Linked DNA regions of Homo sapiens: region 1 is linked to region 2. The links are chromatin contacts, found by Hi-C or POLR2A ChIA-PET in ENCODE. All regions are on one chromosome and are shown on one strand. The core of a region is the stretch at or near the end of the contact, and the rest is flanking DNA. Distances in the headings are between cores, read along the strand shown.

What was found. Hi-C counts contacts between places; a loop is a spot of excess contacts on that map. ChIA-PET counts read pairs that join two places held with the same protein, here RNA polymerase II (POLR2A). Pooled maps may share reads with other maps.
Region 1: a map of HepG2 shows a loop between it and region 2 (7-fold over the local background). The contact joins two enhancer-like sites. A Hi-C loop is called at or near these places in 2 of 168 maps with a recorded cell type or tissue (HepG2 and PC-9) and 2 of 50 pooled maps. POLR2A ChIA-PET finds 5 or more read pairs at or near these places in 6 of 52 experiments (A549, Caco-2, HepG2 and 3 more).

What each region holds. Positions count from the first base shown.
Region 1 is chr12:75,665,778-75,668,477 of GRCh38, reverse strand. The region is part of intron 6 of LOC105369844 (a long non-coding RNA gene); the gene reads left to right. Among named protein-coding and RNA genes, the nearest start is that of KRR1, 160 kb to the right of the region's middle. Within about 2 kb of position 1,362, at least 2 of the 41 ENCODE cell types and tissues checked have a DNase peak (open chromatin) inside an H3K27ac peak, as active enhancers do.
Region 2 is chr12:75,765,528-75,768,227 of GRCh38, reverse strand. The region is part of intron 1 of LOC105369844 (a long non-coding RNA gene); the gene reads left to right. Among named protein-coding and RNA genes, the nearest start is that of KRR1, 260 kb to the right of the region's middle. Within about 2 kb of position 1,296, at least 4 of the 41 ENCODE cell types and tissues checked have a DNase peak (open chromatin) inside an H3K27ac peak, as active enhancers do.

The sequences.
Region 1 (2,700 bases), core at 113-2,612, 100 kb after region 2:
CCTTTGGGAGGCCAAGGTGGGTGGATCACCTGAGGTCAGGAGTTCAAGACCAGCCTGACCAACATGGCGAAATCCCGTCTCTACTAAAAATACAAAAATTAGCCAGGTATGGTGGCGCATGCCTGTAGTCCCAGCTACTTAGGAGGCTGAGTGGGGAGAATCACTTGAACCCAAGAGGCGGAGGTTGCATTGAGCCAAGATTGTGCCATTGCACTCCAGCCTGGGCAACAAGAGTGAAACTCCATCTCAAAAAAAAAAAAAAAAAATGCTGCTTGAACTATAATACCAGGATTAAAATCACTTATTTAATTATTTAGTGTATTCAAACAATTATTGAGTATTTTCTAATGCCATTACAGACACAGACATTAGAGATACAGCAAGAAAAAAATTGAAAAAAGTAACTTTTCTTCTATTGGAGCTTGTATTAGGTTGGTGCAGAGGTAACTGTGGTTCTTGCCATGGAAAGTAGTGGGAAAAACTGCAATTACTTTGCACCAACCTAATATTTTAGTTAGGGGAGACTGATAATAAGCAAGTATGGCAGATAGTGATAAGTACTATAAAGAAAAATAAAGTGAGGAAGGGGATAAAATGATGAAGTGGGTACTATTAATATTTTGTACAGGATGATGAACTGGTATTTGAGCATGAACCTGAAGAAGTGAGAGATTAAGCTATGTGAATATCTGATAGAAGAGCGTTCCAGAAAGAGAGAAGAACAAATACAAAGGCTTTATAGAGGGAGCGTGATTGTGTTGGAGGAACGAGGAAACCAGCTGATGAGGAACCATTGAAAGTTCTCAGCAGAATAATACAGTCTGATAAATATTTCTAAAGGATCACTGCAGCTGTTGTATAATAAGTAGACTGTAGGAGGCAGGGATATAAGCAGAGAGACCAGTAAGTAAGCTACTGCACTATTCCAGGTTAGAGGTGATCAAGGTTTGAAGTAGAACCAATAGAATTTGTTGACTGATTGGATATGGGCTGTAAGAGAAAGATGATGTTACTATTATCTGAGATGGGAAAGACTTTGGGAGGAGCTGGTTCAGCAGGGGGAAAGATCAGTAATTTAGTTTTGGATATGCTAAGTTTGAGATGCCTATTGAACATTGAAATTGAGATGTCAAGTGGGAGGTTAGCACTATAGAGTTCAGGAGAGAGGTTGTGTTCTGAAAATATAGATTTGGGAGTCATCAGTATGTGGATAGTACCTAAGAAATCAATAACTGAATGAAGACAGAGAAGAGAAGGTCCTAGGGCTGAGCTCTGCAGCTCCACAGTGATGAGAAGGCCTCTTTCATCTGGAATGCTGCATCCTGTTTCACTGATTCTTTGGCAGAGCTACAAACCTTTTTTCTCCAGAATAGGACTCACCGCCTACTCAATCTGCTGAAGGGAGGCACTTTATCCTAGAAAAGCAGAAACAAAGTATGGTGAGAAGCAGCCTGATGTGTAATCCTTAACCGAGGGGATCTGTAAACACCTTTCTAAACTAAATTATGCAGAGTTTCTGTGAGATTTCTGTAGATCAGCATCAGGGTCTGGGGGCCCCTACAGGATGGTTGAAATGGAAATGAGCCCCGATCCGTCTTTTGGGGTCAAAGGGGTCATCCTGTCAGCTGAACTCCTTCCTCTTCACTTTTCACTGGTAGAATTTCAGAAAACTAAAAATTGTAGATAATAAAAAGGTTTAAAAGTAGCAATAAAACAATAAAAAAGAACAGTTAAATAAAGATAAAATGATACAAGAAACTAGGTTACATAAATGAACCCAACCCCTCCCTGCCACCAAAAAAAAAAAAAAAAAAAAAAAAAAAAGCAGAAGGCAGCAAGCAAACCATGAGGTAAGAACAACTAAGATAAAGGAAAATCTGAAACTAAAGGTCAGAGAGAATAAAAGAATAATCCAAACAAGCTAAAGTGATAGAAAAGAGAGTAAACAATGATTTCAAAGTCCAGGAGGTTAACTAGTCAATATTGACTAAATTAAAAATCAGTAGCACAAGTTCCAAAGATCAACTGAGAGAGTCTCTTTAGCTAAGGCCCAAAAGCCGCAAATAAGTTTTTTCTTCTGTGGCCTGGGATCCACGGGCAGCTGTCCCCTCAGCAGGTTAGGGGCCTGACTTTCACTCCGCACCTCTTCTCTCTGATTCTGGTATCTTCTCTCCTGGGTTCAGTTGCAGACAGGCTCCTGAGTCTCTACCACAGGAATGTCTGTGCTAGCCATCTTTCTCAGCTGTGACTCTACCCTCTGGCTGTTACTGATAGAGGAGAGGGAAGCACTTGGCCCAAGTTGGATCAATCAGAGTCTCTTTTTTGAAATCTGGATTTGTTATCAAGACTCACTCATTTAGGGATGGCCTCTTTAATCATAATATTAAATAATTAATATTTGTTGAAGATTTATGTGGTGAACATTGATCTTTATATGTGTTTTCCAACTAAATTTTTAAGAACCTTATGAAATCAGTATTATTATTGAAGAGGAAACTGAGGCCCAAGAGGTTAAATGACTTTCCCAGTGTCACACAGCCTGTAGATGGTAGAATTAGGATTTAAACTCACCTCTGTCTGACTCTGGAGCCTGTTCTTAGCCTCATGTAATAGTGCCTCTTTTGAAGAAAGGAGATATAAACTTGGAAACTGTGGGATCACTGTCTTTTGTCCACCACGTGAACAGAGAGCAAAGAATGA
Region 2 (2,700 bases), core at 47-2,546:
ATACCCTTCACTGCACCTTTACTCTTCTATGGGCTCTTTGGCTGGGTCTGGGAGCCAAACTGACACGAGGCAAATTAGCAAGAGAAAAGCATGCATGTTTTACCTGAGTGTGGGGGCATCTCCACCAGAGTGTGAAGTCCCAAGAAATGGCCAAAGCTTTTATAATTTTTAGACAAAAATAAATTTGTGAAGAAATGACAGGACAAAGAAATCTGCCTGGGGTAGTAAATTCTAGAGGAGTCACTAGGAGGTATATACATGGAGTGTAAAGCTAGTGGCAGAGTTAATTAATTCAGTCCTGTTGCAGTGCCAAGTCTGGCTCCAATGTTAAGAACTATTCTTTTGTCCTGGTAGTGGGAAGGCACCTGTCTCAAAGAAATCTTTATGGCTTGCACCTGACAGGAAAAGACAGGTCAGCCTTTTCTTGAAACTACAATTTTCCAGTGTTTTCAGCTTGAAATAATCAATATGGCATATTTGGGTATAGTATGTCTTTTACTCCTTCATAGGAAAGAATCTCCATAATGATTTGGTAGTTTCAGCCAAAGAAGAGGAAATTGGGGTGCTAGTTAGATATATTTTTCTTAGCCTTATCACAAACTAGTTCTTTCATAATCTTCTAGTGTTTAAAAAGAAATACAGATCTGGGCCAGGCACGGTGGCTCACACCTGTAATCTCAGCACTTTGGGAGGCTAAGGCGGGCAGATCACTTGAGATCAGGAGTTCGAGACCAGCCTGGCCAACATGGCAAAATCCCGTCTCTACTAAAAATACAAAAATTAGCCAGGCGTGGTGGTGCATCCCAGCTACTCAGGAGGCTGAGGTAGGGGAATCACTTGAACCTGGGAGATGGAGGTTGCAGTGAGCCGAGATGGTACCACTGTACTCCAACCTGGGTGACAGAGTGAGAGTCTGTCTCAAAAAATAAATAAATAAATAAATAAATAATTTTAAAAAATAAAGAAATACAGATATCCAGTTTCCACACCCAATAATCTAAAATATGATCTGTTGGGGTGGGAATCTTCATTTTTTAACAAGTGTTGTCCTTATCATTCAGGTGGTTTAGACCTCACTGTTCCTTGAACAACACTTTGAGAAGCAATCCAGTAGAAATTTTGAAATATTGAAAATAGTTTCCTGACCTCCCTCTGACTTGGCTTCACAGGTCTGGTGACTTCAGGTTGGGAACCTCTGGAAGGGTGAATAATTGCCAACTCAATTCAGCTGTTCAGCCTTGGGCACTGCTTCAGTTGAAGCTCAAGAAGCTATGACTAAGTTGACCTTTTGTCATATCTCTTTTCCTCCCTGTTTATTTAAGTTACCATCTTAACTGGCTGCTGAAGTCAAAAGTGCTTTTGTTCTCTGCATGAATGGTTTGATTCACATCACACCAATATAGCTTCAAAGGGAGAAAAGTCTTTTACCTTTGGATAATCTTTCCCTCCCCCTACAAATGCCACAACTTGGCCAAAGGATTTTAAAGATTTTATGTTTTAACTATTTCAGACTCTTCAGGTTGCTTCTCTCTCCTTTTTCTTCTTGGAAGAAATAGGCCAAAAGAAATAACAACCACTTACAGGATTTTTAACAAAGGCGAATTCCTGCACTTAAGACAGCGATTCGCAAATTAGGAATTTAAAAAGAACAGATTACAGGAGCCACCTCCAGAGAGCCTGATTTGGGAGGTGTGGGATGGGGCTTGGGAAACTGTATTTTGATTCAGTGATTAGCTAGGTCTGTGAATCAACATTTTAGTGAATGAGTACCAGCAGATCACTTTCCCAAGTCTGGATGACCAAGAAGTGACAAATTCTAACTGAGAGTACTCCATTCTCTCCACTATCTCATGCTATGGTGATGATGGAAAGAAAAGGAAAGGAAGAAATCAAAGGCAGTCCAAGCTATCTGCTGTTTGTAGAACCTCATGTTCTGTCATTCACTTTTCCCCTTACCTCCTTGCTCATTTCATGTTTCAGCTGCCCTGGATTTCTTACACTACATGCATGATCACACATGATTGTCTTTTGTCTTCCTGCTTTTATACAAGCTGTTCTTTCAGCCTGGGATTCCTTTATGCCCAACTCCCTTTTCTCCCTGGTAAACTTCAAGACTCCATTCAAATATAACCTACTTTGTGAAGCTTCCCTAACACCCCAGGCTGAGTATATCCTTCCCTTCTCTGTACTCAATTAGATTTTTGTGCATGTAAGTATTGTGGTGCTGAGAAACTCATGTTCTACCGCCTGTAATTTATTTGAAATACTTCTTCATAGATGATATGATATGTATGTGTGTCAGTTAGTGACAAACTCTACATCCTACTGGCAGGTTGATAAAGTATCCTAAATAGGTACAATCTCAAAAAGTGATGAAGTGGCATTTCCAAGCTCCTATAGTCTACATTCTAGGAGAGTTATTATAACCTAATCACTTGGAAATACTATCTAAATTGAGATCAAGGGATAATAGAAGTATTTTTTCATAGGTGAAATGGATGGCATTCAGGATAATTATACTGCCCGGAAAGATAGTACAAACACCTCTGTCTTCTATGAATGGGTTATGAGAACCTGGCAAACCCAGCAATCTTGTGTTCACCCCACTTAACAGGAGCAATCTAGATTAGATGGTTAGCTGAAACCTGCTGCTGGAACATAGGCCCCTCTGCCACCAGAACACCCTTCATGCAAGGTGCT